2 separate regions of the Homo sapiens genome follow, and region 2 is linked to region 1. The links are chromatin loops, found by intact Hi-C in ENCODE. Cell type or tissue: CD14-positive monocyte. All regions are shown on one strand. Each heading gives the region's core, and the rest is flanking DNA. Links, peaks and the distances in the headings are about the cores only.

Region 1 (16,455 bases), core at 3,489-11,488:
TGGGAGGGAACAGTGGGATGTGGCTGCTGGACACTTAATGGGATTTCAGGAAGATTTCAACATAGTAGAAGGCAAGGCCTTCTGTTACTCAGACTTCCTGTGGAAAGGGTTGCCTCTGAAGGGAATGAGTACTCCATTTTTGGAGATGGTTTGTTGGCCAGCTAAGGGCAGCTAGAGAGGTGGTCCCTGTTGGGGTGGAAGACGCTGAGTACACATCATCTTGCTGAGAGATAAGGAGTCTAATTGCAAGAAAGAACCTTGGAGATGATTTAGTTCAGTTCCCTCATTTTGCAGTTTGAAAAATCAAGGTCCAATGCATGGACATCAATTATCCAAGGTTACACAGAACCCAGTCTAGAATTCAATGCAGCTTCCACTCCAGGCTGCTTTCTGCTACACTACAGTAGGTGTGCCTATATGCGTCTATATCCAGATGTTTAGATGTAAGAGAGAACATGTATATCCCTATTTTTATATATATATAATCTTACGTATGTTCATTCATTCTACCTGAGGTATCTGGAGAAACTCCTTATGGCTGACATACCTCTCTCTCTTTTTTTTTTTTTTTTTTGAGACGGAGTCTCACTCTGTTGCCCAGGCTGTAGTGCAATGGCGCAATCTCGGCTCACTGCCAGCTCCGTCTTCTGGGTTCACACCATTCTCCTGCCTCAGCCTCCCGAGTAGCTGGGACTACAGGCACCCGCCACCATGCCTGGCTAATTTTTTGTATTTTTAGTAGAGATGGGGTTTCACCATGTTGGCCAGGATGGTCTCGATCTTCTGACCTTGTGATCCGCCCACCTCGGCCTCCCAAAGTGCTGGGATTACAGGTGTGAGCCACCGCGCCTGGCCTGACATACCTCTCTTAAAGAGTAAAATCAATCTCATGAGAAAAGTCAGTAACTGAATCTTAACCTGGGTGATACCTTTTTCCGGCTGTGCTGCTTACTAGCTGGGTGGCGTTGGACCTATTACCTTTCTAGGCCTCATCGTTCAAACTGGGATGAAAATCCACCTAAATAACTTAGTAGACTGAGTGTAATGTAGATTAAATGAAAGGGTGATTATGAGACTATATTTTACAAAAGGTGAGTTACGTTGTATAAACATAAACTGATGTTGACATCTAGGGGCAATGAAAACTTGAGAAAATGACATTGGATGTTGATATGGTTTAGATGTTTGTTTCCTCCAAATGTCATGCTGAAATGTAACCTCCAGTGTTGGAAATGGGGCCTGCTGGGAGGTACTGGATCACAGAGGTAGATCCCTCATGATGGCTTAGCACCATCCCCTTGCTGATGAGTGAGCTCTGATTATTTAGAGTGTGGCACCTTCCCAGCCCCTTGCTCCCTCTCTCACCATGTGATATGCTGGCTTCCTCTTTTGCCTTCCGCCATGACTGTAAGCTTCCTGAGGCCCTCACCAGAAGCTAAGCAGGGGTTGGTACCATGCTTGTGCAGCCTGCAGAACCGTAAGCCAATTAAACCTCTTTTCTTTATGAATTACCCAGCCTCAGGTATTTCTTTATAACAACACAAGAACAGACTAACACAGATGTTTTAAAGAAAAGAAAAAAATACAATGAATTCTTCTAGTCTACTTACTTAGTAGATTAATAATTTGTGGAACCACACACTATCAGGCCTTGCCTGGAATATCCCTTTGAGGGCTTATCCAGCCCTCACAACTTAAGAGAGAAGTTCTCACCACATCCAAAGTCAGTCATTCCTCTATTGAACAGCTCCAACAAGACACAAAGTTCTTCCTTATATGGAGTCAAAATGCCACTCAGTAATTTCATTTTTTTTTTTTTTTTTGAGACGGAGTCTTGTTCTGTCGCCCAGGCTGGAGTGCAGTGGCGTGATCTTGGCTCACTGCAAGCTCCGCCTCCCGGGTTCATGCCATTCTCCTGCCTCAGCCTCCTGAGTAGCTGGGACTACAGGCGCCCACCACCATGCCCGGCTAATTTTTTTTGTATTTTTAGTGGAGACAGGGTTTCACCGTGTTAGCCAGGATGGTCTCAATCTCCTGACCTCGTGATCCGCCCACCTTGGCCTCCCAAAGTGCTGGGATTACAGGCATGAGCCACCGCGCCCGGCTGCCACTCAGTAATTTCTAAACATTGGTCCTCATTTCCCCAGTGGAACCACTTTGTGTTAAAAATTAGATGTGACGGTGACAACATCAGTTACCCTACTGAGCCTCAGGATGAATATGACCAGTCTGACTGGCTAGCTGGTTTCTGGCCTCCCTGAAGACTCCTCATACACACCTTGGTCCCACAGTGCAGCTTGCACTAGGGCAGTGTTTCTCATACAGAGGGCAATTTTGCCCCATAAGGGACACTTAGCAATGTTTAGAAACATTTTTGGTTGTCACAATGAGGCTTTCCTACTGGCATGTAGGGTAGAGGCCAGGGATGCTGTTAAACATCCTATAATGCACAGGACAGCGCCCCCACAACAAAGAATTATTTGGCCTAGATGTCAATAGTGCTGAGATTAAGAAGCCCTGTGCTAGAGGGGGGAGCCCTCTCTGTCCAAAGACCCACAGACCTTCAAAATGTGCCCTCTGTCCTTTCCCCCTAAAATGCAGTAACAGTCCTTCCCCAATCAACTTGTTGGCCAGGTGAGTATTTCCTTCTCCTTCCCTCAGTGCTTTGTGTTTCCCCAAAGCTGAGTGCATGATCAAAGAGAATGACCTTTCCTGAATAAGGAGGGGTAATTTTTTGCCTGGGTAAAAGAACCTCTTAAAACATTATTTATCTCATAAATGTCATTTTAAAAAGCTCCCTTTCCTTTCTTCCTAAGAAACAAATCAGTCCCAACCAAGGGGAACAAGGAAATGAGACAGGCTGTATTTACTGAAAGCCGCAGAGGATGCTTGGTAAGTTCGGTTCTCGGTCCCGGTGTCCACTGGGAGGTGGAAGGTGCCTTCAGTGCCACAGGAAGACGAGTTCTGTGGCCAGGCCTGTTTCATCAGCAGAGTTGCTTAAGGGAAGACACAAGAATGGCATTAGACAGAAATAAGAAGTGGCCACCACCAATCACAGACACAAAGCAAGGGTCTTGTGCTGGACAGAAACATACAACCCAAGGGGCCTGTTCAGACACATGGGATGGTCAGCCTTTCTGAGATGGTTGAGTGGGTTAGGAGGAGTGCTGAAGTATGTTTCCAAATGATTTGAAATCAAGGAAATCTGAACTTACACTAAAAGAGTCAGGACTTTCTACCTACTACTAAAACCACAAAGATGCCCATGAATAACCATCTCCTACTACCTGACACTGTGGCCTAGGGCTCTGGTATATTCCTCAGCCACTTTCTCATTAATGTGTAACAACTTGGGAGCCTTTGTGTGTCACCAGATCAACTGAGCACTCTTTGTTGTCTGAAATATCATCTGGAGGTATATTTATAAGCTGCTTTCAAAGACAGGCCCACAAATAATGACCACATTACATGAACCTTGCTGGACTACCATCTCTTCTGAAGGGACTGAGCTGTGGCCATGGTAGCTTAAAAGGCACTGGGCACTGTGCCACACCGAACCTAGTTAGCCAGTGGGGCACTCCTTGCTAATAACTCCTTCTCCTGTACACCCAGCTGAGGCCAGACAGACATACTTCTTGCATACCCCTGAATATCTCCTACTGAGGTGTTACTGGGTGCCCCACCTGGGATATTTCCTCATGAATTAGAGGTGGTCCTTTGGGCCATTAAGAAAGCACATATGAAATTTGGGGTAGGTAGGAAATATAGATGAGGCCCAGTTTAAGATCTGCAAAGACTTCCCAGGCTGACTCAAAGCTCAGCTCGAGACATCTGAAGGATGATACTTCATATGTTTTAGAAATGGGGAGTGACTCAAAAAACTTACCTTCATGGTGTCCTGAGGGAAGGAGAAGAGAAACAGAGTTCTGAAGTGGGACTTGCCTAACTTTTTAGACATTTTCCTTATTATAATTTCAAACACTAGAGAGGAAACATTCTTGACTCAAATTACTGTTTATGGTAAAACGAAGAATTTTAGCAACATATTTTCCACTCAAATAAAGTCTTGGGGGGGGGGTCATGGATATGGGGTGCTATATAGTATATTAGCAGAAGGTGGGGCTGCATTGGCAATACTTAAAACATTTAAATAAGAGGCTAAGACAGGGTGTTATGAGAATAAAGTATGCCTATACACTCTCTAATTCCACCAGGACAAGGACATTCTACCTCTAGAGAGATCCCGTAACCCCCTCTGCCCATTCAGGTAACAGGTAATGCCTCTGGTTCCTTCGATCCCAGAAGTACTGGGGCCAGAGAAGGTCAGGGACTGTGCTGTTTTTGTTGAACCAAGGCTAGAATTATGGCTATTGTAGGCTGACTCTGCATTTGCATTAATGGCCAGCAATATATACAGCAGATGCTGAGAAATGAGAAGGAAATCATGGGCAGGAAAGTCACACTAAAAGGAGAATTCTGATAAGAGAAATGGAGACCCAGCAGTACTCCATGTAGAGCCCAGGGCCTTTCCTGGACATGAAGACATGGCTCTGCAGACAATGCAGGAGGAGGAGAGTCTGTTTTAAACAATCATTTTGCGTTTCTTTTCTTTGGGGGGGTGGGAAACAGGAAAGGGATAAAGAATCCAATTAGTGTTAACAAATCTTATCAACATGTCTCCAAATTTAGACTCTGCCACACATGTGGCTGGAAAGCAGTGGCCACCCAAAACAACTCTCTAAAAAGTAAAACATGTAGCTCTGAAAAGTCAGATAAAGCAAACCCATGCCCTCAAGACCCCGCAGGAATGCCATTAGGGGGCAGGAGGCCTGAATTTGGCTGTAGGAATTTAGAGAATTTGGAGGTTCTCTTCCATTCAAATTTTTTCCTCCAAGTGGTATATACTTTACCATAATTTTCATCATAAGCCAAAAGTCTGACATTAGCCTGAAGGACTGTGTGACCATTAAAGTTAGTAAATTAAACTAACTTATTCTTTACAAAAGAGTAAATCATTCTTTTATCCAAAGAGTGACTGAGGTCTACACTGCACTCAGCACTGAGGGGAGCGCCACGGTGGAAGGGAACACACGTGGGTCACAGTCACCGCACACAAGGTACTTATGGTCTAGCTGGGGATGCAACACAGCCACACGCCAACCAGGGAGTGAACAAGACAGCATGATACATAGTAAAATAATGTTCCAGGTTAACCAGGAAAGAAGCAAGTGCGACTGTGCCTTTGGTTACTATGTCTTTTCCAACTGATGACATGAACTATACTGTATATTTTTCTGAATAAAAATATTTTTCTTTATTTTCTTCTGGTTTCTTTACAAAGAAAATGAATTAGTGTTTTCCGTACGCCTCTGTATATTTGAATCCTTATAATTTACATAACTAGATAAATGTGAAAACACATCAAAAAAACAAATATTAGCTGTCAACTTGACCTCCCCATTAGTTAGTTGTACCATGTGATCCAGCTCCTCCATATAACGATTCTAAAGTCACCCATTCTATTGGTGGGAGCGATTCAGAGCTCAGTTGTGGGATGAAGACAATCCCAACTGAAGCTTTTAGAGGCATGGTCACAGAGGAGGCTGCTCTGAATGGCATGCCTGCCTTTGGGTGCTTGAAAAGTACCACTTCCTAGAGATGTTTTGTATTTTGAACTAAGTGGTAGTTAAATATAGGCATATACATATGTAAAGACATTATTAAGCTGTACACTTAAGTGTACTTTATATACTTTGCCGTCTATATGTTATCCCTCAATTAAACGAGAGAGAGAGAGAGAAAGAACCCTTGGCAGTGAAGGGCCATGGGCCCAGTCACAGCATGCTGCCCACATCCAGGTGCTGGGTTGTTCACTTCCCTGGATACGGGGCCCTCACGCCCTCTGACAGTTGAACAATCTGTTTAGCACACTTACAAGGAGACGAGGCAGCAAGGGACCATCATCCTGAACAATGTACTGAGTCAGGAAATCTGAGTTGTAGCCTGGGCTCTGCCACTTATTAGCTATGGGACCTTGGGCAAGTTACTTAACCTTTCTAAACTTCAGTTTTGTTGTCTCATAAAATGGCAATAATCATCACTCCTTGATTGCTTCATAGTACTGATGTGAGGGTCAAAAATAAAGTGTCACCCAGTCTTATAGTTTCTAGTTCTGGTTTCTGTCCCCTCTTCCATCTCCAAAGTTGTAGGCTACAGCTCTAATTGAAGCTCTCATCGTCTCTCATCTGAACTACACTACTGCAACTGCTTCCTCATGTTAAATCTGCTGCCCCCAATTTTCAAGCTGCACTCAGAGCGATATACCTAAGACCTAAACCTAATCATAAAACCCCCTTTCTTGAAAACATTCCATAGTTCTCCACTGACTCTAAGCTAAAGTTTGAACTCCTGTGTAGCATTCAATGCCCCACCATGATCATCTTGTCCCAATGACCTCTCTAGACTCTCTCATTGTTCTCAATCTCCAGCCCATACTACAGCCACAGAAACTGCTTATCATTCCCAGAATATGCCAAGGAGCTTCACATCTCCATGTTTTTGTCCACACTGCTACCTCTTCTGGCATGTATCTCCCCAAACTCCATCTGGTAATATTAATTAATCCATCAATCATGAGCTGAAGACTCACACCTACTACGAAGCCTTTCCTTCTCCCCACCCCTTAACCACAGCTCTCTCATGCATACCTATAAACTGACTATCCCAATCCCTATGATTCTTGGAAGCACCTGTACTTGATGGCATGTCTTCTCTCCACTAAACTGTGAGCTCCTTGAGAACAAGCCCCTTGTCTTACTAGTCTTCGTATTTTCAAAGGGCCAGCTTAGAGCCTGGCACAGAATTTTATAAAGTGAAGAACTGCATCCGTATTCTTTATGCAGATCTATTTCAGATGCTATAACTGGAAGGGGAAGAATGAAAGCTTCTCTAACTTTTTATGCACCCTTCTGTCCAGGTTCATATATCCTGAGGCAAACAAAAAATGACTACATGAGAAACAGGTCTGCAACTAACAAAATTGAAGTAATAAAATTATAAGAGGACAGTGTATTAGCATTTAAAGGGACCTCAGAGATCATGTGAAATTAAACAATTTATCTATGGCCTGGAGACAGTAGTAAATTGCCCAAGATCACACAGCCCACAGCAGTGGCAAGGAGAAATTTCACAGCTCATCTCCTGACAGATGCGCGACACACAAATTCAATTTCCAGCATCCAAATAATTCAAGGTTAAAAGTTGAGAAAGGGTGCAGAAATTTTACAAAAACATTTTCCTGAGCAGCCCAGGTGAGGGTGGTGAAAGTTGCAAGTCCCTCCCATGGTCCCTTCCTGTCTATGACAAAAAGGACCTAGTCAAGTTATACTGTTGGGACCCTCACAGGTGCCCAGAAGTTCCCGTGGTGCCTTGGGCCTGGAGTCCACACTGTCCAGAGAACCCAGTTCTGGTCCCTCATTTATCAGCACGCTGCCCCCCCCACCTCTCACCATCTTCTAGGAAAATGAGCCCAGAGCTCAAGTTCTGGGCTAAGGGAACATATTGTATCTAAAGTCAACCAGGTCTTCAAACATGTCAGACTGCCGATGGAGATGGAAAATCTGATCCTGGGGCAGACTAGTTTTTTGGGTTCTAATAGGCATAATCCAGGTACTCCTTCACAGAGGCTACCACAAAGCCAACTGAGGAGCTGCATACAGGCCCTGGAATTTTTATTCATTTGTTTGTTTGAATTCGGCAGCCAGGTTAGGTTGAGAGACGCCTTTTAGTGCCATGATCCTTTGCTGCTGCCCTAGGGACGGTTCATGTGTGTCTCCAACCCATGATTTTTGCACCATCAGACACGTTCCTGCATGCTTTAGGAACTGCTGCTGAGCCACCTGGGGGGAGCCCAAGCCTAGGGGATGGGATTTGGGGAGGAGAGGAGAGGGGATCTACCATTGTTACGAGAGAACACATTCATAGGCTGTAATACAGATGAGGAAAAATAGCTTTCCTACCATAAGCTGAATGCAGGAACTGAAACTCTGTTGGATAGAAATGTTAGTTGAAATTACCACTAAGAATTTGTGCAAAGTTGTATACATTGCAGTTACATAAACAGACTTTGTTTTGCAATAGCAGTTTCCCCCCAGCTTCACAAAAGCAGTAAATAAAGATGTAAAACACCTTTACCCTAGAGAGGGTGACAGACATGTCATCTGGGAAAGTCCATTCAATGCAGAGAGCCCCTCCCTGGATGCCATAGTGTCTTCCAGACAGCTGACCCAGAGCTGCCGGATGTGAACAAGCCCAAGTTCCTGCTTTTTGCTTGTCTGTTATAAGAATACATTTCAGTTCTCCCAGGAACTGCAGAGGGATTTCACATATGGCAGATGTGTTAGAGGAAGTGAAGGTTCAGAGACAATATCACCATCTTTGGCCTCTAAAGAGCTGTCTGTAAAACCTCTAAGAGATAGGACCAGTGCAGAGGCACTCCATCCCTGAAGCCTCTGGGTCACTGTGGTGCTATAGAAGGAGCACAGGTTGTAGGGTCAGACAAGTTGGGTTTGAATCCCAGCTATACTGCCTTTTTTGGAGACAGTGTCTCACTTTGTTGCCCAGGCTGGAATGCAGTGGTGCAATGATAGCTCAATGCAGCCTCCGGCTCCTGGGCTCAAGTGATCCTTCTGTCTCAGCCTCCTAAGTAACTGAGACTACAGGTGCATGCCACCAAGCCTGCCTGTTTTTTAAAATTTAATTTTTTGTAGAGACAGGGTCTTACCATGTTGCCCAGGCTGGTCTTGACCTTTGGCCTCAAGGGATCCCCCCGCCTTGCCCTCCCAAATCTACTGGTTTTTAGCTGTATAACTTTGGGCAACTTATTTAACCTGTTTGAACAAAGTTGGAGGCAAGAAGCCCCAACTCACAAGACTAAGGTAAAAATGAATGTTTGTAACATGACTTGTGCAGGGCTTGGAACAGGGCAGCTGTTCAGAAAGCACAAATTCCTTTTCCCTACCCTTCTCCAAGTTTGTTGTATGTAAAATGGGAATAATGTATTTGTACTTTATAGGGATGCAGTGAAATCAAATGAGACAATAGGGGAAAATGTTTTGTCAAAAGATTCTCATGAGGAGGTTATTTTATTTTTATCTGTATTAGTTAACCTGTTTATCCGTCCCTTCATTTATTTTCAAGCCAGATTACCATTAATAGGTCCCTCGATTCTGAAAGCCAAGTCTTGATTGGCTCCTACCTCTTGTGGGGCCAAAGAGTTCTTAAATAAGATCCCTGAAATCATTAAGAGCTTGGGAAAAAGCTCCAAATACCCACATTGCTTTCAGAACCAATGAAAAGAGTGAAATGTTTCCCTGCATCCTGGACAGATGACATCTCAGGGTATTCAGAGCTGCTAAAAATAGCTCTCTCTCAAGCAACTTCTGGGTCTCCTTAAAGCAGCTGAAAGAAATTTAAACCTAAGAGCCTGGTTCCTTCTGAAGGCACCTCTGTGCATCACAAATGGCTAGCTCTGGCAGGAAGGTGAGAGTAACCTACACTGTCCTTTCTGACCTTGAGCCAGCTTCTCCATGGTAGGAAGTCCCCCAGTCAGGAAATCTGCACTGTGAATCCAGAGGCCAGCATTCCAAAATATGCTGTGTGTGTGTGTATGTGTGTGTGTGTGTAGGATTCCAAAATATGCTGTGTGTGTGTGTGTGTGTGTGTGTGTGTGTAAGTAACTCAAAGGGAAAGGGATCTTCCCAAGGTTGCACCAAAATCAGAAGCAAAGTTAGTGCTACAATCTAGGTCTTTCAACTCCGAGTTTGGGGCCTTTAAATACAATACTCTAACGCTACCCTCTCTTATGGATTTTGTGTGTTTTTGAGAAAATAGTCTGGGTGACTTTAGTAGAAATATGTTGACTTTTAAAAACAAAATTGGGGACAATCAAGTTAGATGAGGGCTTATTTTTTGTTTGGAAATATGTTTTATTTATTTATTTTTTTTGAGATGGAGTCTCACTCTGTCGGCCCAGGATGGAGTGCAGTGGCGCAATCTTGGCTCACTGCAACCTCCGCCTCCCGGGTTCAAGCAATTCTCCTGCCTCAGCCTCCCGAGTAGCTGGGATTATGGGCACGTGCCACCACGCCTGGCTAATTTTTTGTATTTTTAGTAGAGACAGCGTTTCACGGTGTTAGCCAGGATGGTCTCTATCTCCTGACCTCGTGATCCACCCGCCTCGGCCTCCCAAAGTGCTGAGATTACAGGTGTGAGCCACTGCGCCCAGCCTGGAAATATGTTGACTTTTAAAAACAAAATTGGGGAAAATCAAGTTAGATGAGGGCTTACTTTTTGCTTGTTTTAAAATTAAAGCTGAATAACATGCCAGGATGTACTCAATCTCAATCTCTTTTTTTCCCCTACAGTTTCAGCCTCCTCCTATCTGCACTCCTTTCCCTCTTTAGCCAGTCTAACGCCTTAATTTCTCTCTGGCCCACTGATGCAACCACAATGTAGCAGTTAAGAGCTCATGCAGCACAGTGGCAGGGTGCTGGGGCTTGGATCTTTGGGCTAATTATGTAACTTCTCTAAGCTTTAGTTTTCCCATTTCGGAAATGGGGATAATAAGAGTACCAACCTCAAAAGTTTATTGCAATATGCAACAAGCTAATATAGATAAAGAACTTCAAATAGTTCCTGACACATAGAAAACATTCAATAAATAGTAGCTATTTATTCCATGTCTTTCCACTTATTGGCAAACTGATCCGAAACAATCCCACAGTCTATCACCAGAGGTGCTGAACATTATGAGAAAATAGCCCAGTGCTGGGGATGAGAGCCTGGACAAATTCACAGCCTCCACCATTCAGATGGGCCCCCCAATGTGACCCTGCTCTGTTATCTTTTGGTAGTTTCCAGTCCTACTCCTTCCTGTGAGGCTCTCACATCCTGACCTCCCTGGTTAAGAACCCTCCTTGATCTCTACTCCCCTCTGTCTCAGCAAATCAAGGTCATTAGATGAGAATTCTCCACTTTCCACTGGGCAATTTATTCTAAGCACATCTATCTGTGACCTTTCCTTTAGTCTTTCCTTTAGTTGCCCTCCTGCGTGAGGCACCCTGTCTCCACCTGCTACTCAACTTCCCAAACCAAAGAAGAGAACTGAGCTCCAGATTTCCCACCCCTACAGCAGCCTCTGTGGAGGCCCGGCTCTGATTGGCACCACCTCTCCTGTATCTCTGACTTGTCCTCTCCACTTGCACCTTCCTATCAGTACCCCACACTCATACCTGAGAAAACCTTCCTTCAACCCTACATTCACTTCTAGTCAGTGTCCTTTTGTTTTTCCTTTCCTGGTAGCTAAGCTTCTAGTAAGAATAGGCTATATATGCTAAATCTACTTCTTCACTCCTGATTCACTGCACTCTGGTTTCTAGCCTCACCACTTCACTGACAATGCTTCCAATGAGGCCACTGATGGCCTCCTGACTAGAAAGACAATGAATCTTCTTCACTCTTGATCTTACTTGACCTTTTGCAACAACTCATTTTGTTTCTAGACAGTTTACAAAGTCAATTCACAGATCTCATAGCACTTAAATTTAAGTCATTTATATATCATGATACACATGATCCTCAAAGCCATTGTAGTTAAGATAGAACTTACCAAATTTGATTATCAGAGAGAATTTCTGTAGCTTTTATTGTTTTTGCCTTCTATCATAGATCTTAGGGAAAATATTATATGTCATATTGACTAAAGGTAAATATGAAACCAGTGCTGAGATACCATTATAGAACTTTAGCCCATGTGTCACTGCTCCCTTCATAAGCTTTCCAAAGGCAATGACTACAGCTTCCTCAAGTTTGAATCATCTACAGGGTCTTCCAAAGTATCTTGGGCATAACAGAGTGGGTCAAAATGTCTGTGAAATGACACATCTATGTAAGCACCTTAGGGGATACCATAGCCTATTTACATAAAATAGCTCTTGTTTGTCCAAAAAACAGGGGCTGTCTGATAACTTCTTGGTGTGTGTGTATAATTATGACATGATTCCTACTTAGAGATGGGGGAAATGAGGTTCTGATAGGTCAGGTGACTCTAAGGTTGCGAATCTAGGAAATGACACAGTGAGGACTCAAATCTAGGTCTTCAGACAACCTGTATTCTTTTCTCCTTTAAGTAAGCCCCAAGAAAGAGAATGACAGTAGAATAAATACTAGATTGGCAGAGAAAAGCATAGGACGAGAGTCAGGAGATCTGCCAAAGATTCTAGTCCATATGTGGCTGCTGACTCACTGGGTAACTTGGGACAAAACACTGCTTTTTGATTCTCCTTTTTCAAGAGAAAAGGTTGAACTGGACGATCTCTAAGGTCTTTTGAAGCTTTCTAATTCTATAATGATAAGTGCTAAACAAGAAAATGGGCGGGTATTATCAAGACATTCAAGGCCTCTCCAAGTCAGCCCTTGTATATCTATAGTTCAGATTCATCTAGCTGCTCACAGTTTAGCCACTCCCCTACTTCTACGTTCCTCACAGTGTCATGTTCTCACATCTCTAAGCCTCTGCCCATGCTCTACTCTGCCTGGAATGCCCACTATTCCTTTGTGTGCTTAAAGAACAGCTTCTACTTCTTCAAATCTCTGTTGTTCTCCACTCTCTGAAGCTTCCCCTACACTTTCACCCCCAGGCAGACCGTTGTTCCCTCCTCCTTCCATGTATTCCTTTTTACAATACTTAGCACATTAGTACTGCAGTGAGTTTATATGCCAGGCTCCCAAATGGGAGCTACTTCAGGCAGGCAAAGATGGCATCATTTAATTTTTCTATTCCAGTATGGAAGACATTCAATACTTATTGAGTAAATGGAACTTACATAAAACCATCCACAACCCTGAGGCAGGTAGTCACATTTGAATCTTAGAGAGGTGAGGTGACTTGCCCAAGGCCTTACAACTAGTGAGTTGGGTAATCAGGATTCAAACCCAGGACTTTCTAACCACAGAGCCCATACTCTTTCTCCTGCTCTTGAGTATTAGAGCACCAGCTGAGCATGAGTGTTAAGATCAGAACTAAGACCACTGCAATGATCCAAGCCCAAAATGGAATAAACCTTTTCAACATTTTCAAACCCATTTCAACCTCAATCCGAGTGTTGGGCCTTTATTATTTTTGAAAAACAAGTAGCTTATCTCAGCTTGAAAACCATCTCTTTGCCCTCTGGTGGCAAGAGCATGTGTGTGTGTGTGTGTGTGTGTGTCCCAAGGTGTGTGTGTGTGTGTGTGTGTGTGTCCCAAGGGGTGTGTGGGTGTGTGTGTGTCCCAAGGTGTGTGTGTGTCCCAATGGCAGCCTCAGGGAAAACTGAGCAAAGAATGAATTTGGACATTGCTTGGGAGAGCAGAAAAGGTTCTATGAGGAGGATGCAGGTCTCAGACATTCCAGCATAGGACAGATGAGCCAACCTTAAGTCCCAGACAGAGTGGAGGAGATTCTATTCCCGCCCCTACCCTGAGGCTGATTGTCCCAGTTCCCAGAAGGGACTCCCAGGAAAATCCAGCCTGGAGAGGCTGCGCCCGGAGCAATTAAGAACAGGAAAAGGCCAGCAAGTGGTTTTGCTTTTCCCAAATAGAGTCCCCCTTCCCACTCCATTCGCCACTGCTGTCCCATTTCCTCCTTACCTGGAGCATAACTGGGACTATTGGTGGGGTACAGGCTGGGATTGTAGGCAGGGGCAGCTGCTGGATAGGCTGTGGGGTAACCTACAGAGAGATAAGAAAAGGCTTATTTAGTTAGGCAAAAAAAACAAAACAAAACAAAACAAAACAAAAAAACACCCAGATTTTTGAGGAAATAGAATCCAAGTCCTAGGTTTGGCGTTCAGTCTCTCCATGGGCTATTCCAGATAGTATATGTGACCAGCTTTCAGCCTCTCAAGAGAAAAGTTACCAATACCAAAATCCCAATATATGCAGACTTTTTGGTCTATTTTTTAAAAGCAATACAAGAAATATTCTATATGCTCACTATTAAAAAGAAAAAAAAAAGTAAGTGGCCAGGCACGGTGGCTCATGCCTGTAATCCCAGCACTTTGGGAGGCTGAGGCGGGTGGATCACGAGGTCAGAAGTTCAAGACCAGCCTGGCCAAGATGGTGAAACCCCGTCTCTACTAAAAATACAAAAATTAGCCAGGCGTGGTGGTGGGCGCCTGTGGTCCCAGCTGCTATGGGGACTGAGGCAGGAAAGTCACTTGAACTCGGGAGGCAGAGGTTGCAGTGAGCTGAGATCATGCCGCTGCACTCTAGCCTGGGCGACAGAGCAAGACTCCATCCGCTGCCCCCCACACCCCCCCGCCAAAAAAAATGGAAGCAACATTGAAGTTTACACTTTTTATGTTCAAGTTTACTTTCACATTCCTGCCGCACTACTCTCCTCCCCAGAAGTAACACCATTAACAGTTTGGCATCTATCTTTCCAGATGGCTTTCTACACATTTTTATATACATATATTCAGTGGTGTGCTGGTAAATATTTAACAACGGGCTCGAAGGGGTTGGAAATGAGAGCTACTTTGCAACATTTGCCAACTGCCATGGCATAAATGCTTCCACTATGACCAATTTGATGCTATCAACATCACTGAATGAGTAGTTCGGAAGAAGTGCCCACAATCAGCTCTCAAGAGTTTACACAAACCAGCTCCAGCTCACTACAGTATACTATATTCAGTTTGGGGGATTTTTTGAAATTTTTTTTATCATGGTAAAATACGTGTAATATAAAATGTGCAATTTAACCATTTTTAAATATATAATTCAGTAACATTAATGACATTTACAATGTTATGCAACTATCATCACTATTTGTTTCCAAGACATTTTCATCATCCCAAACAGAAACTCTGTAACCATTAACAATACATCCCCCAATACTCAGCCTGGTAACCTCTAATCTACTTTCTGTCTCTCTGAATTTGCCTATTTTATGTAATTATTTTATGTAAGTGGAATCATACACCATTTGTCCTTTTGTGTCTGGCTTCTTTCACTTAGCATAATGTGTTTAAGGTTCATCCATGTTGTAACATGTACCAAAACTTCCTTCTTCTTTATGGCTGAATAATATTCCACTGTGTATATGCCAGACTTTCTTTATCCGTTCATCTGTTGAGGGACGCCCAGGTTGTTTCTACCTTTTGGCTATTGTGAATAATGGTACAATAAACAATGACATGTAAGTATCTGTTTGAGTACCTGTTTTCAAATCTTTGGGATAAATACCAAGTAGTAGAATTGTTGGGTCATATGGTAATTCTATGTTTAGCTTTTTAAGGAACCACCAAACTGTTTTTCACAATGTCTGTACTATTTTACATTCCCTCCAGCAATGCATGAGAGTTCAAATTTCTCTACATCCTCAACAACCCTTGTTTTATTATTATTATTATTATTATTATAGCCATCCTATAGTAAGTGTGAAGTGGGATCTTAGTGTGGTTTTGAATTGCATTTCCCTAACGACTAACGATATTGAGCATTTTTCATGTACTTATTGGCTATCTGTATATCCTCTCTGGAGAAATGTCTATCCAAATCATTTTCCCATTTAAAAATACAATTATTTGGCCGGGCGCGGTGGCTCATGCCTGTAATCCCAGCACTTTGGGAGGCTGAGACTGGCAGATCACAAAGTCAAGAGATCGAGACCAGCCTGACAAACAAGGTGAAACCCCGTCTCTACTAAAAAAATAACAAAAATTAGCTGAGTGTGGTAGCGTGTGCCTGTACTCCCAGCTACTTGGGAGGCTGGGGCTGCAGTGAGCCGAGATGACGCCACTGCACTCCAGCCTGGTGACAGAGTGAGACTCCATCTAAAAATAATAATAAAAATAAAATAAAACAATTATTTGTTTATTTTTTAAGAGACAGGGTCTTGTTCTATTACCCAGGATGGAGTATAATGGCAGGATCATAGCTCACTGTAGCTTCCAACTCATGGGCTCAAGCAATCCTCCTGCTTCAGCTTCCTGAATAGCTAGGCCTACAGGTGCGTGCCACCACGCCCCGCCTTTTTTTTTTTTTTTTTTTTTTTTTTTTTGTAGAGACGGGGGTCTCATTATGTTGCCCACACTGGTCTCAAACTCCTGGCCTCAAGTGATTTTCCTGCCTCGGCCTCCTAAAGTGCTGGGATTACAGGGCATTTTCCCATTTTTTCATTGGGTGGTTTGTCTTTTTGCTGTTACACTGCAGAAGTTCTTTATATATTCTGAATATTAAACCATTATCAGATGTATTACTTACAAATATTTTCTCCCATTCTGTGGATTGTCTTTTTACTTTCTTTATAAAGCCTTTGATGCAAAAAAAAAAAATCAATTTTAAGTCCAATTTACCTATTTTTTTCTTTTCTTGATTATGCCTTTGAGTGTCCTATCTAAGAATCCACTGCCA
Region 2 (16,455 bases), core at 4,501-12,500, 48 kb after region 1:
TAGGTGAAAAAGTAATTAAGTGACCTTGGAGTTCTCTCCTGAGGAGAGGAGATCAGTTTGAACATCAAAGGGGGAGTTGTGAGAACAGTTTCAGAAATTAAAATCCATTTTCCAGGCTCATCTGAGATCCTAATCACTGTACCGTCCAAGACATAGCCATGTATGCTAGAGCCCTAAAAGCACCTACTTTGTAACTGGGGTTAGTTTGGCCTCTGCTATACAGTGTGACCTTAGAGAAGCTTAATTTCATCTGGAAAATAAAAACTATCTTCCAGAATTGTTATTAAAAAAAAAAAAAACACATACGAAGGGAAAAATCCCACAAAAGTTCTTTGCAAAGAATAAACAAAGTACAAATGTCAGTTAATCAAAACCTCCAACAGGTGATCCTTACAAAGTTTTAAGCAAAAACAGCAATCTGGGGGTGGGGGGGAAAACAAACACTGGTTTAAAAAAAAAAAAAAAGATGGTAGTCTTTGAACAGATTAATTTCCTAGCCTTCTAACCTTGAGAGTTGTATCTTTTGTTACTGTATTTGTAGCATTTAGACCTATGTTTTCTACTGGCTGAAGCCAGGATATTCATTAAAGGTCAACACAGGAGGAGTCAGAAAGAGCTCTTGAACTGGAGTGGGCTAGCAGAGGAATGTGAAGTGGCCACAACGGAATGAAGAGAAGGGAGAACACTTGTTATTCTGTGGTAGAGAGACAATGAATACACAGACCCAGATGGGGAGACATGGGTTCCAGACTCAACCCCAACACTTTCTTCAAAACACTTCTTATACTCCATCTTTTCACCTATAAAATGATGGATTCATTTAAGGGCTTCATCTGTTCTCCCGTTTTAGAATTATTTTCTAATTGTGTTTTGGAAACTTCATCACAAGTCAGTGGCTAGCCCTGTTACATTTATTACTCTCAGCTGTCGTGTGAGGAAGGCATTCCTAACCCTGTTTTATCATTTTTTTTTTTTAAAACAAATGATAGATTGAGGCCCAGAAAGCTTGATAACTTATCTGATGTCATATAGCTCTTAAGTGGCAGAATAGGGTCTGTAATCTAAGTCACTAACTGTATGTCCCATGCTCTTTTCCCTGTAGGTGTATACTCATTGCTATGCATTACAACAACCATTAATTGAGTGTCCACTATGAGCCAGGCACGACACGAGAAGCTTTATAAACATTTTCACCGACTACAAACCAACCATCTGTATAGGTCATTATTCCATTTTACAGTCAAGGAAACTGAGATGCAGAAAGATTACTCAACCAAAGTTCCATAGCTAATTAGTGACAGAGACCAGATTTCAGCAGAGATCTGACACACTCCAGAACACATACTAGATAGACCCCTGGGTGATGCTTGGACACTGACACAATCAGAACATTTTAGAAAAGAAAAGATGAGAAGAATGTTGAGGTCTTGACTACACTCCAAAATTCTAACAGAAAAACCTTTATGAAGCTTTTGGAAAAAGAAATGCCCTGGTCTATAAACAGCCCACTGTCATGGTGAATCTAGGTAAAGGGTATTCAAGTGTTCACTGCACTCATTATCTGTCCTAGTCAGCTTGAGCTGTCATAACAAAATACCAGACTGGGTGGCTTAAACAACAGACATTTATTTCTCATAGCTCTGGAGGGTAGAAGTCCAAGATTAGGGTGCCAGCATGGTCATGCTGTGTTGTTACACAGCAGAAAGAGCTCTGGTGTCTCTTCTTCTAAGGGAACTAATTCCATCATGAAGGTTCAATCCTCATGACCTCATCTAAACCTACAACGGTTCAATCTCCAATTACCATCCCATTGGGGATTAAGGGTTTCAACATACAGATTTTGGAGGGACACAAACATTCAGTTCATAGTATATAGTCTATGCTTAAACATTTGAAAGTATATGGCATATTACATTCTCTAAATTCACTCTGCCAAAATATATAAGGAACTAGTTATAACCACATTATAGATTGCTGCAAGTGTAAAAATAGGTATTTTCTGTAAAATACTGAGCTCAGGTTTTGTCACACAGTAAGTACTCGGTAAAGGGGCTTTAAAAGGGAGAGAGAGAGAGAGAGAGAGAAAGAACACTGTCAATTGGCTAGAAGACAGCTGCTTACTGGAATACTGCACCACAAAACTATATTTTATTTCCCATCTTCAGACTTCAAGAGAATTTCAAACCAGGAGTGTTTCCAACTCCTCTGTTCCCTGCAGCCACCATCCCATTTCCTCTGAAGCAGATGACAGTACAATGGACTTGACCCCCTGTACTTTTGCCCTCCTGAGGCTACCCCAAAATGCTGGCCAGGAACAGGATTCTAGCTCCTCAAAGGGAAGCTTTCCTAGCCCTAGAAATGGAAAAGACAATCCTCATCTTTAGTTTATCATGGGGAAGAGAGAAAGCAGCACATATTTTAAGACAGATTAGCTTACTGTAACAGAAAGCACATATACTTTGAAACCACAAAGAACTGAGTTCAAATATTTTCTCATCCCTTAGAAGCTATATACATTAGTCAAGTCACATGACCTGAATTAAACTACCATAGTTTTTTTATCTATAAAAACTATAGCATTTATGATTAATGAAATTATAATTAATATATAGTACCTAGTATGTTCTTACCAAATGATAATAATTTTAACATAACCATATAAATGCTTACTGTAATGCAATATATTTGGCATTTGTTTATAAATTATCTTTACTTAGATCTTCCATCTCCAGTAATACAGAAGAAAAATAACCTGAAAATCTGCCTACTGCATAATACCTAGAAAAGCTGGTTATGAAGTATAACAAACATTGTATTACGTAGAGTTGAGATTTTAAGAAAGAAAAAGAAATCCCTATTACTCAAAAAATGAAGAGGAAACTAAAAATCAGGAAGTCTATGTAGTAAGCTGATATTGGGATGCTTTGGGGAGATTTTTTAGTCTAGGCACTCAAAGGGCTTGCTTTTTACAGCCACCAGGGGTAGGAGATAGGCTGTGGGCCCTGGAACAGCCAAGAGCTGCAACTCAAATTCCCCTACATAAAGTTGGGACCTTGGAGGAGTCATAGTGTCAGTTAAAAAAAGAAAAAAAAAATCCAAAAGTACAGAGATTCAACAGCCAAGGTTGGGTTAAAAAATAAAAGTCTCCCTACAAATTTGAAACTTTGGCCTGTATGAAGTCTGAATTTATACTACTTATGTGGAGTTTATACTATCTGTGTGGTCCTAGAATCTACAGCAGGGAATTAACTTAAAACAGTTCCAGGCTCATAATATTCCTTGGTGATTAATAGAGACAAAAAAAGATCCTCCTTTCCTCTAGAGGAGTACAAATTATCTTGTTTGATTCTCACAACTGTCCTATGAAATGGATAATATTTTGTCCCATTCCCAGAATTATCTAGTATGAAATAGATAATATTATCCCAGTTCATCACAGAAATTAAGTCTGGGGAGGTTAGGGCAAGTTGTCCAAAGTCACTCAGCTATTCTCTGACAGAGCTGGGATTTGAACCTGGTTGTTGTCCAGTCAGTCAAAACACATTACCGAGTCCTACTATGTGCCAAGCAGAGATAAAGTCTGTTCCCTTTCCAATTTTGGAAATTTGGAAAATTTGACAAAGTCAATTCCCCTTCCAGATTTACAATGTTTAAATCTTGATGCAAATCAATAGATAAATGCAACTGTTCTCTTCCTTCTCTAGTTTAGCAACTTAGTAAGAACGAAGGCAGCCAGGATCAAAGCAAATAGGAAACCAAAGCCCCACAGGGTTCCCTTGGGCTCCGTCTGCCAAAGCAGTTCAGTTCCCTCTGGCAGAGGAACTTAAGTTGCTGGAACACTCTGAACTGGAAAGGGGAAAAGCAACAAGCTCCATGAGCTAGTAGGGTATAGGGTACTGCCCCATGAGTCCTGGTTACTGGAAATTAATTTTGTTAGAATAAATATACAAATACAAATTCAAACAGAAAATATTTACTGTTAATTTAAGTAATAAGGACAATGAAACTGTTGTGATAAACACAAACATGGGAAATAGAAAGTTAGTGATAACAGTTACAGTTATATCAGGCTGAAACTCCAATATATTTCTGAATGTTAATTTGGTTGCATAGCATTGAGAAAATCCTGATTTAAAAACATAAGCAGATATAAATGGTAGCATTTTTTAAAAAAATTAACAGGCATTCTTAGAAGCTTAACACACTGATCATCTAACACGTATTCATGTTTTATAAAAATAGTTCTCAATATTTTAAAATAATCAAATCAAATGTTTGCAGACTCTCTAAAACACTCTCCTGGTATTATTGTAGAACAAAGTTGGGAAACAACCACACAACAGGTTCTCTGAGATCTTTCCGCTGGACCTCAGACATATCTTCTGCATGTTCCCAAACTTTCCCAAGACTTTTGGAGGTATACGTTAGGAGGAGGAGCAAGTTATTTGGTAATATCCTTAACCACCATTTCTCAAAATGAGAGCCATTCTCACACTACTCACCCGTGTAGGCCATGTTCTTAGGGTTGCCATAAGGAGCCCCAGGCTGCACGGGGCTGTAAACAGGGTTCATTGTGGAAGACTGAGGATCCTACAGAGAAAACAAAGAAAACAGCACTGATATTGATTGTTCATTCTTCCTGACATCAGCTTCTCCTCCATAATCTTCAGTTTTCCCTGAAAGGAAAGCATCAGGGTGTAGTGGAAAGAAGACTAAACAAAAAAGCCAATTTGCTTGTAGTTGGCCCTATGTTAAATACTTTCCCCATTTGACAGATGAAGATAGTAAGGAGCAAGGAAGTAATATAACTTGCCTAATGTCAACCTAGGCATTTTGGCTCTCAGCTCAGTGTTAGTCCCACTATCCCACAGACAGCTCTGGCACTAGAGTACTATGTGGCATTGGCCATGTCACTTCCCCTGTCTGGACTTCAATGTCCTGATATAAAATGAATTAGTTTAAGATCTCTGAGGTCCTTTCTAATTCCAATGTTGTTAGTCTAAGAGTTGGAAAAGGATAAGCTTTCTACGGTTCACTAGAGGAGCTTGGTGTCTGGTGACGAGCAAACAGACTGCTGGAAGGAAAAGCAGTGTCTCATCCGCCCCTTACACCTGCAGAGGACAAGATACCAGTTACCAGCAGCTTTAAAAACAGAAAAGGGAATTTGTTGCCACTGATAATTTTAATGCAAACAAGGAAATATGGCTAGGATTTCTCTCCAAATTTATTCAAGGGAAAGAAATAAACTTGGAAATTTGTGTGCAATAAGTATCACCTGCACAAGTGCTCTGTTAATTATCTTAATGAAGCACATTCTCCATTCTGATTAATGGAAAATCTGTCATTAAGCTCTATTAGCCAGCCAATTTGTCCCACCTTGTTTAGGGAGCCTTTCCTTACTATATAGCCTGACACATTTGAAAATGTGTCTCCAAATATATTATTTACACATCATAAAAATCAAACAATTCCTTCCTAACTAGGTTCACAAGATAGATGAGCAATTTTTTAGGTCATTAACTTCTCTTGTATCACTTCAAAATAGGAAACAAGTCAAATGTTGAAGGCAGGCAGTGAACAGCTGGCATGATGACAACTGCTCTGTGATTAGTCTGTCTAGGGTTCAAAAATGAGATGTGGAGAAAAGGTGGGCTAACAAGGAGAGGAAGCTGGGACCATCAGATAAGCAAAACGGAAAATGCCATTGGCCAATTTCAGAGGACAGAATGTCCTAAAACATACGTAATGTGTAGCCCTGGCAAACTACCCCAGGGCAACGAGCTAGATAAAATTACCATCAGCCAACAAACTGAAACTAGAACAACTTGAAGATGAAAGTTAAAGGAGTTATATATATATTTCAGTTAAACTTAAGGGAAAAAAATATTCTCACAGCCAGAGTTATCTAAAAATATACCCAAGTAACATACACTCTCTCTCTAAATAAAAGCACTCTCCTCGCAGAGTATTGAGACATTAATAATGAAAAGAGATCATAGATTTTTTGTTTTTGTTTTTGTTTTTTTTGAGACGGAGTCTCACTCTGTTGCCTAGCCTGGAGAGCAGTGGGGTGATCTTGGCTCACTGCAACCTCTGCCTCCTGGGTTCAAGCGATTCTCCAGCCTCAGCCTCCCGAGTAGCTGGGACTACAGGCACGTGCCACCATGCCTGGCTAATTTTTTGTATTTTTAGTAGACAGGGGTTTCACCGTGTTAGCCAGGATGGTCTCGAACTCCTGACCTCGTGATCCACCCACCTCAGCCTCCCAAAGTGCTGGGATTACAGTCGTGAGCCACCGCGCCTGGCCGATCATAGATGTTAAAATAAGTTGCAAACTGTCAAGTGACATGCAAATGTAAACAATGATGATGTGGCAATGTTGCTCATGTGACAACAACAACACAGAGACTACTTGTACTCCTTCCAGCTTTGGGTCTCTCTTCTACCCAACCAGTTCTCTGCGTGGTACATCAGGATGAGAAAGACTGATAAAGTGCTGCAGTGGTTTGAATGTTTCCCCCCAGAAAGCACGTGCTGGAAGCTTAATAACCATTTTAACAGTAATTAAGATGTGGGACTGTTAAAAGGTGATTAGGCCATGAGGGATCTGCCCTGATGAATGAGTTAATGCCATTATTACAGGAGTGGGTTTTATCATGGTGGGCGTGGGTTCCTCACAAAAGGATGCGTTTGGCCCCCTCTTGCTCTCTGTCACCCTCTTTTGCCCCTCTCTCTTCCACCATGGGATGACACAGCAAGAAGGCCCTTGACAGATGCTTGTACTCTGATATTGGACTTCCCAGCCTCCAAAACTATAAGCCAATACATTTCCATTCATTATAAATTACCCAGTCTGTGGTATTCTGCTATAGCAGCACAAAAAGGACTAAGACAAGTGCTAAGCAGTACAACTTACCTGTAAACATCTGAGCACTCTCCTACTGAGAAGACACTCTGTGTTGCTGATTGGACAAAGTACAAAATTGCTTTTTATAATCAAAGAAACTCATCAGCTTTGAAACTGGTCTCCTGCTGCTCCAAAATGAGGGCCACTGCCACAGGAGGAGATCATGCCTGGGGTAGATCATGCCTGGGGTAGCACTCCATGATAGCACTCCATCAATTCCAATCTCAATTAATGACTGACAGAAATGAGATCTGCCAGGGTTTCAAACTTTAGAATATGACAGCCACTTCTAGGGAGCTGCTCAAGGGTAGATGGGATTCCCAGCTTCTAAAGGAAGGTTGGCCTTTTATAACAAAATCTATACTGTAAATAGTTTCAGGGACAGGCTAAAAATGAGTAGGAAGATCATAAACTCTACAATCAGGCAGATTTAGGTTCAAATCCTGGATCTGCCACATACCATGATGGGATCACAGGGTAGTCCTTTAACTTCTGAGTCTCTGTTTCCTCTAACCTCAAAATGGGAAAAAAACAAAAAACATAATTTGTAAAAAAAAATTTTTTAATGACAGGTTCATTAAAGTATAATTTCCATATAGTAAAATTTTACCTCTTTTAGGTATATAGTTCTATGAGCCCCTGAAAAACGTATTCAGTTGTACAAACATCACCACAATCAAGATATAAAATATTTTCATTACCCCAAAAAGTTGTCATACATTTGTAGTTAATACCACCAGCCTTCTTCAAAAGCCTTATGAATAAAATCCAAACTCTTTCACAGAGTATACAAGATCCTTGATGCTCTATCTGGGATGGGGCTCAGAAATCTGTGTATTTATGTTCCTAAGGAGATTTTGTTGCCCAGTTTGAGGACCATGCCTTAGCCTTTCTTTCCCAAATGCCATTTCTCTCACATAGGCTGTCTAGAGGAATTGAGATACAGCAGAGAACAAGAACAACAAAAATTTCTGCTTACATGCTAGTTGGGAGGGGGAAGAAAGAGAGATTTTTTTTCAAGTGAAAGATATATCAGATGGCAATAAAAACTGTAAAGCAGGGGTTCCCAAGCCTGGGGCCATGGACCAGCACCAGTCCATTCCATGGCCTGCTAGGAACCAGGCAGCATAGCAGGAGGTGAGCAGCAGGCAAGCAAGCATTACCACCTGAGCTCACCTCCTGTCAGATCCGAGGAGGCGTTAAATTTTCATAGGAGTGTGAACCCTATTGTGAACTGCACATACGAAGGAATCTAGGTTGTGTGCTCCTTGTGAAAATCTAATGCCCCCCTCTCCCCGCCCCATCTCCACACATACCCCTGGTCCCTGGTGCCAAAAAGGTTGGGGACCGCTCCTGTAAAGAAATCCACTCAGGCTGCTTAGGGAGTGCTAAGGGCAGGTTGTTGCAATTTTAAATAAGATGATTCGAAAAAGTGTCATTGAGTGACATCTGAGCAAACACCTGAATAAGTTGAAGGAGCAAGCCATGGAGATCTCTGAGAAGAAACTGTCCAAGTAGAGGAAACAGCAAATACAAATGCCCCCAAAGTAGAAGCATTTTTGAGAAAGAGCTTAGAGGCCAGTTTAGCTGAAGTGGAGTAAATGAAGGGGAAGAATAGCAAGTAAGATCAGACAGGTAATGAAGGCCAAATCATGCAGGGCCTCATAGGCCACTATACAAACTTTGTTTTTATTCTAAATAAGATGGGAAGCCACTGGACTGTTTTACAAAGAAGAGTGAAATTATTTGTCTTCATTTTAAGAAGAGGTAGATTGTTGTGCTGAGATCAGACAGCAGGAAAGCAAGAAGAGTAGTAGGGCAATCGGGAGGTTTTAGAAACAGTTCAGATGAAAGATGATGGTGGTAGTAGCAGTGATGGTGGTGGTGGAAACTAGTCATGTTTTTTATATATTTTGAAGATCAAGCTGATAGGAATTGCTAATGGATTTAATATAAGGTATGAGAGGAAGAAAGACATCAAGAATGATGCCAAGGCTTGAGAAACTGGAATAATAAAAATGCCATTTACTGGTGAGAACTATGAGAGGAGTAGGTTTTGGGTGAAGAACAGAAATCTGGATTTGGACTTAGATTGGAGATGCCTAAGAATTTTGCTCAGAACAATGTTTGATATACAATCAACACCCCATAGAAGGTTAGCCATTAGGACTACCACAAACATTACCTCTTTGGTGGTTCTGTGGAGGTTAAAAAAAAAGGAAAAAAAATAATAAATACTACCCCTACTACCAGCAGCTACCATTTACTGAACACCTACCATGTGACAGGTACTGTGCTAAGGACTTACTAAGTCCCTGTCAGTCTTATAATACTTGCAAACTAAGTATTATTTTTATTATATTACAGATAAGTAAACTTAAGTCCAAAAAAATGAAGTGACTAGCCCAAGATCTCATAACTAAGAAGTAAGGAAAAGCCAATTTCAAAGCCAGGTCTGTTTGATTTCAATGTCCAAGTTACTTTCACTGTACTAGATGAGGCTTCCAGGCTCTCTAGTCAGCTACCCCAGTACTAGGTTCGCCTCTGGAACAGTAGGCCTCAAACCCTTGTTCAACTCAAGAGCCTAAGTGCTCTGCTTGGACCCTAACAGATCACAACAGGGAGGCAGTTCATATCTACCACAGTACCTGGCACCTGCTGGGTCACTGCTGGGCACCATGGGCAGTTATAACTATATGATATGGCCTGATGTGCCTACCTCTCTGGTTGCAACTTCTACCACTATCTTTTTGTTTTCTTCACTTCAATCACAATGACTTCCTTGTTGTTCCCTGAAGACACCATGCATGCTTGTGCCTCTGGGTCTTTGCACTTGCTTTTTCCCCACACCTAGAATGCCCTTTTCCCCAGATATCCAAATGGCACAGCTCCTCACTTAATTCAGGTCTCTGTTCAAATGTCACCTTATCAGAAATGCCTTCCTTAACCAACTTATCTAAAATAGGTCCTCCACATGCTGTTATTCTCTGTTCTCTCATCCTTTCTTACTTTTTTTTTTTTTGAGATGGAGTCTCGCTCTGTTGCCCAGGCTGGAGTGCAGTGGCGCAATCTCGGCTCACTGCAACCTCTGCCTCCCAGGTTCAAGCAATCTGCCTCAGCTTCCCAAGTAGCTGGGATTACTGGCACCCACCACCACACCCAACTAATTTTTGTATTTTTAGTAGAGATGGGGTTTCACCATGTTGGCCAGGCTGGTCTCAAACTCCTGACCTCAAGTGATCCACCCACCTCGACCTCCCAAAGTGCTGAGATTACAGACATGGACCACCGTGCCCGGCTTACTCTTCTTATTGATATCTATTTTAGTCTGTTTTGTGATGCTATAACAGAATAGCTGAGACTAGGTAATTAATAATGAACAGAAATTTATTTCTCACAGTTCTGGAGCATGGGAAGTCCAAGATCAAGGGGACGGCATCTGGCAAGGGCCTTCTTGCTATATCATCCCATGGAAGGGCAAGAGAGAGAATCTATTCCTGAAAGCCTTTTAAAAAAATGATTTTTTTTTTTTAAAGATATGGGGTCTTACTGTGTTGTTCAGGCTGGACTGCAATGTCTATTCACAGGCACAGTTACGGCACACTACAGCTTCAAACTGCTGGGCTCAAGTGATCCTCCTGCCCTAGTCTCCCAAGTAGCTCCCTGAAAGCTGGCTCCTCAAAAGCCTGTTAAACAGACATTAAGCCCACCCCTGAGGACAGGGCCCCCAGAACCTAATTGCCTCTTAAAGGTCCCACCTCCCAATACTATTACATGGGCAATTAATTTTCAACATAAGTTTTATAGAGGACAAACATCCAAACCACTGTAACACCTATTACTGTCTGACATATTTTCTTGTTTATTCTTTCCCCCATTAGAGTAAGGTCCATGAGAATGAGATTCTGTTTATCTTGTATCCCCAGTGCACAGAATATTACCTGGCACAAAACAGGCACCAAATACATATTAGTTGAACAAACAATGAGCCATCTTTCATGCTTCTCCAAAATAAAACTGTGAAAAAAGCTTCAAGATGTTTGGCATTTCTTGGCATATCCCAGTCAACTTCTTGGCTCCCTATCTCTCCAGCAGCTACTTCCAATGCCCAGAGAAGCCTCTACTAGGAGCTCATCTTGGGCAAAATAGGCAATGGTAAGGCCCAGCAGTTGCATGACATGTGAGAGAGAAAAGAGAGGTGCTAAAGATTCCTCCTGGTGAAGCTGATTTTTCACTTCTAGATTCCTACCCACTGTTCTACAAATGGCTTCCTGCTACCCTCAAAACATCTCAACTATTTCTTTCAAAATAACGAAATATATGACCATTAAATGACAAGCAAAAAAGCCCAGAGATTAAAGTAATATTTACACAACAGGTTGCAGTGTTTAAACTTAGTGTTTTAGTTTGCAAACTACTACACTTTGCAAACTAAAATGGTAAAATTCTTTGAAAAATTTACCATTTGAAAAATGGTAAAAATGGTAAATTTTTCAAATAATTTTACCACTTACACAGTGCTTTAGACTTTACAATGAGATTTTAACCATTATCTCACTTGGTCCTTTGAAGTAAGCAATGCAAAGATTATTAATTTCATTTGACAGACCAAGAAACTAAAGCTTAAAGGTTTAATGCCTTCTGGGATAGATACTGTTGGGAAAGGAAAAAGATTGTGTTTGCCCAAAAGAGGATATGGTCTACCTAGGAAAGTTTAAAAGTTAAATAAAAATTAAAATGCCAAAAGTAATAGAAGGAGGTGGAACTTCTGGAACAAAGTGCTTACCAAACCCTTTCCCCCAAAAGCAAAAATAAAATGAGATGAAATGTTAAAAAAAAAACCATTTTGGGCCAAAGTATGAAATGTCTATTCAAGAAAAACTTCTGAACCACATTAAGAACAGTGAAAATCCATGGCATTTTACCCTGGGGCTGCCCTTATCCCAATCCCAAGCTCTGTAGGGGGCCTGCTACTAGGGCAGGCTAGACCAGGCTAAAAGGACTACTGCAACCAGAGTGGGCTGATTTAATTTGAAACTGAGCATAGAAAATCCAATGCCCAGAGTCATTGTCAAAAACAATAGTGAGGCAATTTGGGGAACAACAGCAAATAATCCAGGAAGGCCACTAATGCAGCTACTCTGAGGTCATACTAGTTGGTGCAGGCAACAGACCTGCAGATAAGCCAGAAATTTTAAAGGGAGGTCTGGGGAACACAACAACCATAGTGGGTCTTGATAAACTTTCATAGGATCCCTAGTGGTCTGTAAAGAAGGTCTTCTGTATCTGCTGATCCTGGGTGAATTTAAGGCCTTGGACATAACAAAACTAAAAGTTAGAGCATAACTGTAAATTGCCTGAATTTTGAATGCATTCCCCAAACCACATACAGATCCACTGGTAAAGGGTGGAAGCCTTCCTGGCCTGCGTTTAATCAGAACTCCTGATCAAACATTGGATGGCCACTAATCTATGCCAACCCAGGGGTGACCTTTAGGAAGCCAAGTTTAAAAATTAAAATAGTAATTAAAAAAATATGGCCAGAGACATCAGAAATCACACTGCAAAGGAGACAGACTCTACAGAAGAGTCTAAGCAAGTCACTAAACAAAAAATCCCAGCAACAACAACCTCCTGATGGTGGGGTGGGGGTGGGGTGGGTGGGTGGAATCCGAATCAAGAATTGCTACAATATATTATCTAAAATATGTAGTTTTCAGCAATACTGACAAAATCATGAAACACGCAAAGAAACAATAAAGTATGTCCCATTTGTGGGGGAAAAACAGGTAACAATAAATTTTGTTCTTGCAGGAGTCTAGATATTGGAATCAGCAGATAAATATTTCAAAGCAGCTATTACAAATGTTAAAAAAAAACTAAAGAAAACCACACTTAAAGAATTAAAGTATGATAATAACTTATCAAATAGAGAATATCAATAAAAAATATAAAAATTGAAAGAGTCAAATGGAAATCGTATTCTGAAATGAATCATTCAAGAGAGGCTCAGAAGCAAACGTGAGCTGGCAGAAGAAAGAATCACTGAACTTGAAGACAGAGCAATAGAAGTTATACAATCTGAAAAACAAAAAGAAAACAATGAAGAAAAATAAACTGTGAGAAACTAGCAAGCAAACCAAAATACAAGCATGAGAGTCCCAGAAAGAGGAGAGAAAGAAAATTAGGTGGGAAAAATGGGAATACTATGCCATTAAAAAAATAAAACAAAAAACAAAATCATGTTCTCTGCAGCAACATGGATGCAGCTGGAGGTCATTATCCTAAGCAAATTAACCCAGGAACACAAAACTAAATACCACAGATTCTCACTTATAAGTGGGAGATAAACATTGAGTACACATAGACACAATGATGAGAACAATAGACACTAGGACTTACTTGGGCAGGGAGGGTTGAAGGAGGGTGAAAGTCAAAAAAAAGTCAGGTACTATGCTCGCTACCTGGGTGATGAAATCATTTGTACACCAAATCCCAGTGACACGCAATTTACCCACGTAACAAATCTGCATATGTTACCCCTAAACCTAAAATAAAAGTCAAGGGGGAAGAAAAAGAAATTATACCACAAATTGAAAAAAAAAGAAGATATAATGTCCAAAAACTTCCCAAATTTGATTAAGACAACAACAACAACACATATTAAACTACACATCCAAGAAATACAATCAACTTCAAGTTGGATAAACACAAAAAGATCCATAACCGGACACAATATAGTAAAACTTCTAAAAGTCAAAGAGAAAATTTCAAAAGTGGCAAGAGAAAACAACTTATCTGATAAAAGGGAATAACAATAAGATTAACAGCTGACCGGAGGCCAGAAGACAGGAGGTTGGTATATTCAATGTGCTGAAAAAACAAACAAAAAACCTGTCAACCAAGAATTCTAAATCCAGCAAAACTATCCTTTGAAACTGAAGTCAAAATAAACACATTCCCAGATAAATAATTGAGACAATTCATTGCTAGCAACCTGCCTTTCAAAAAATACTAAAGAAATACTAAATATTTATGACTGAAAGGAAGTGATACTAGACAGTAATTCAAGTCCACACACAAAAATAAAGAGCACCAGGAAAGCTGATATGTAGATAGATAGATAGATAGATAGATAGATAGATAGATAGATAGATAGATAAAACAAGGTATAAATATTTTTCGTGTTAACTGGCTTAAAAGACAATTGCATAAAACAACTATAAAACTGAATTGTTGGCCTTATGATATATAAAGATACCATTTACATAAAAACAAGAGTCCAAAGTAAGGAAGTATGGGAATGCTGCCATATTGGAGCAACATTTCTACATTTTACTGAATTACATTAGTTTGCATCTGAACTAGACTGAAATAAATGCAATAAGTTATAATAAATTAAGATGCATATTTAATCCCCAAAGCAACCAGTGAGAAAATAAATTTTAAAATGTTAAATATCGACAATATCAATAAAAAGGAACAAACTACTGATACATGTCACAACATGAATTAACCTTGAAAATATTATGCTAAGTGGAAGAAGCCAGGGCAAAAGAACACATATTGCATGATTCCATTTATATGAAATGTTCAGAAAAGACAAATCTGTACAGGCAAACAGTAGATTTTTGATCATCTGGGACTCAGAGCAGGAATGGCGATTGACTGCAGATAGAAGCAAGAGATTTCTTTGGTGTGGAAAAAAAGTCTAAAATGATTTTTGGTGGTTACAAAATTCTGTAAATTCACAAAAAAACACTGTACACTTAAAATGAGTACATTTATCATATCTAAATTATACCTCAATAAAGCTACTAAAAATACAAATTGTTGATTCAATAGTTACAAATTTTTAATAAGCTAAAAGAGATTAAGTCATTTACTTCAGCACACTCATTTTATATAAACTGATACTTGCTGTGCCAGGCCATGCATAAAGTGTTACAGATTCAGGGGTAACAAGGCACAATTTCTGTCCCTGGGGTATTTATATGAGGGAAACAGCCTTGGAATTAACAGCAATATAGTACTGTTGTTATACTGAAAGCTAGAATTTAAAGAAAAAAACAACTAAAGTGGGGTGATGGGGGAGCAGGTGGGCAGTGCTGTGACTGCCACTAGATGGCAACATGCTCAGTTAAAGGATTCTATTTCCCAACTTTCCCAGGAATAGTTAGGTGTGGCTATCTGATTAGTTTTGCTCATGAGATGTAACCGAAATACTCTGTAGAACTTCTGAGAAGGCTGCTTAAAGGGAACTCTGTTACCTGGGGAAGGTGCCCTTTCCTCTCCCCTTACTGATTCCTGCTATCTAGAATTAGGACATGATGATTATAGCTCAGCAGGCTTCTTTTCCATGAAGTGACCTTGAGAATGGAGGTCTTAAACTGAGAAAGGTAGAAACAACCTTGATTTCATGGAACAATCATTTCAGCTCTGCTATACATACCTCTGTGCTTCTTTTACATGAGAAAATAAAACTATATTTTAAAACCACTATTATTTTTTATTACTGTTATATGTAGCTGAACCTAATCCTATTTAATTGGGAGGATAATACAGGTTTCAAAAAAAATATGTCATTTGATCTATGTTTTAAAGGATGACAGGAATTCTACAGAGAGAGGAGGAAAGGCCATTTGTGAAATTACACCGTGAGAGGACAAGAAAACATTCAGAAAATATCAAGTAATTTGGGAAGGTTTGAGCATGCAATCTGAGGGAAAACACAGCAGGGATTTTATTCCTGTCCCCATTTCTCAACTGAGTCCACTTAGCTCTTAGAAAAGATCTCAGAAAGCCAGACTGTGCATGGCTACAGGTAATTTTATGATCCCACAGCTCTCTACACTTCTATGTTATAAATACTTCTTGCAACTGTAATTTGCTTGCCCAATTATTTTCTTCTTGCTACATTTTAAGCACCATGAGATCAACAAATTACCTCTTTTATTTACTCTGAATTCCTGGAAAAGGGCCTGATATTAAAGCAAGGTGCTCAATAAACATTTGTTGACTAGATGAATGAATGGATGGATGGATGAATAAAAACAGTTTACTGGAATTCAACAGCTTAATTTCCCTTTAGAAAGTATTTCTTCTTACCAAACAACTTTAAGAAAACTCCATTTCAGTGGTTTTTTTCTTAATTCTATCAATACGATATATAAGAAAGCCATTTTTATAGTAGCTGTCTGCTTCTTCATATTGCTTGCCAAATATAATCAGACAACACATTAGCTTTCTACATTTTATAATACTGTATATAATATTTCATCTCAGAAAATGCTTCAATTTAAAAATGAAATGGAGGAGAACCCTGATTTCTAGGAATCTGCCAGAGAATCTCAATATCTGAAAGGCTTCCACAGTTACCAGAAAGATCTTTCATGCAAAAGCTCAACACCCAGCTTTGTGCGTGCCTGTAAATGAGATGCTCATCTGCAAAATGTCACATTTCAACCACCAGAGCATTCAGCCCATTAAAATACCTTTAAGAAAATGGCTTTTTAGCTAATCAAAACCACAACAAAATTATCTCTACA

What was found. Hi-C counts contacts between places; a loop is a spot of excess contacts. Peaks named below come from ENCODE experiments on the same cell type or tissue, not always from the same donor. Only the 100,000 strongest peaks of a DNase experiment are listed, where the experiment ranks them.
Region 2: a loop joins it to region 1, with 2.4 times the contacts of the local background. A loop is called at or near these places in 5 of 110 quality-filtered maps.

The regions. Positions count from the first base shown.
Region 1 is chr11:73,417,004-73,433,458 of GRCh38, forward strand. It overlaps FAM168A (family with sequence similarity 168 member A), which reads right to left. Exons shown (of 8, transcript NM_015159.3): 3 at 13,687-13,767; 4 at 2,871-2,996. Among named protein-coding and RNA genes, the nearest start is that of RELT, 49 kb to the left of the region's middle. RefSeq lists silencers at 12,187-12,387, 12,417-12,617. In CD14-positive monocyte, for the core only: no CTCF peak of the experiment used is centred there; a DNase peak (open chromatin) is centred at 8,258; H3K4me3 peaks cover 1,334 bases; H3K27ac peaks cover 4,383 bases.
Region 2 is chr11:73,463,903-73,480,357 of GRCh38, forward strand. It overlaps FAM168A (family with sequence similarity 168 member A), which reads right to left. Exons shown (of 8, transcript NM_015159.3): 2 at 4,503-4,590. The coding sequence starts at 4,572. Among named protein-coding and RNA genes, the nearest start is that of RELT, 96 kb to the left of the region's middle. In CD14-positive monocyte, for the core only: no CTCF peak of the experiment used is centred there; no DNase peak of the experiment used is centred there.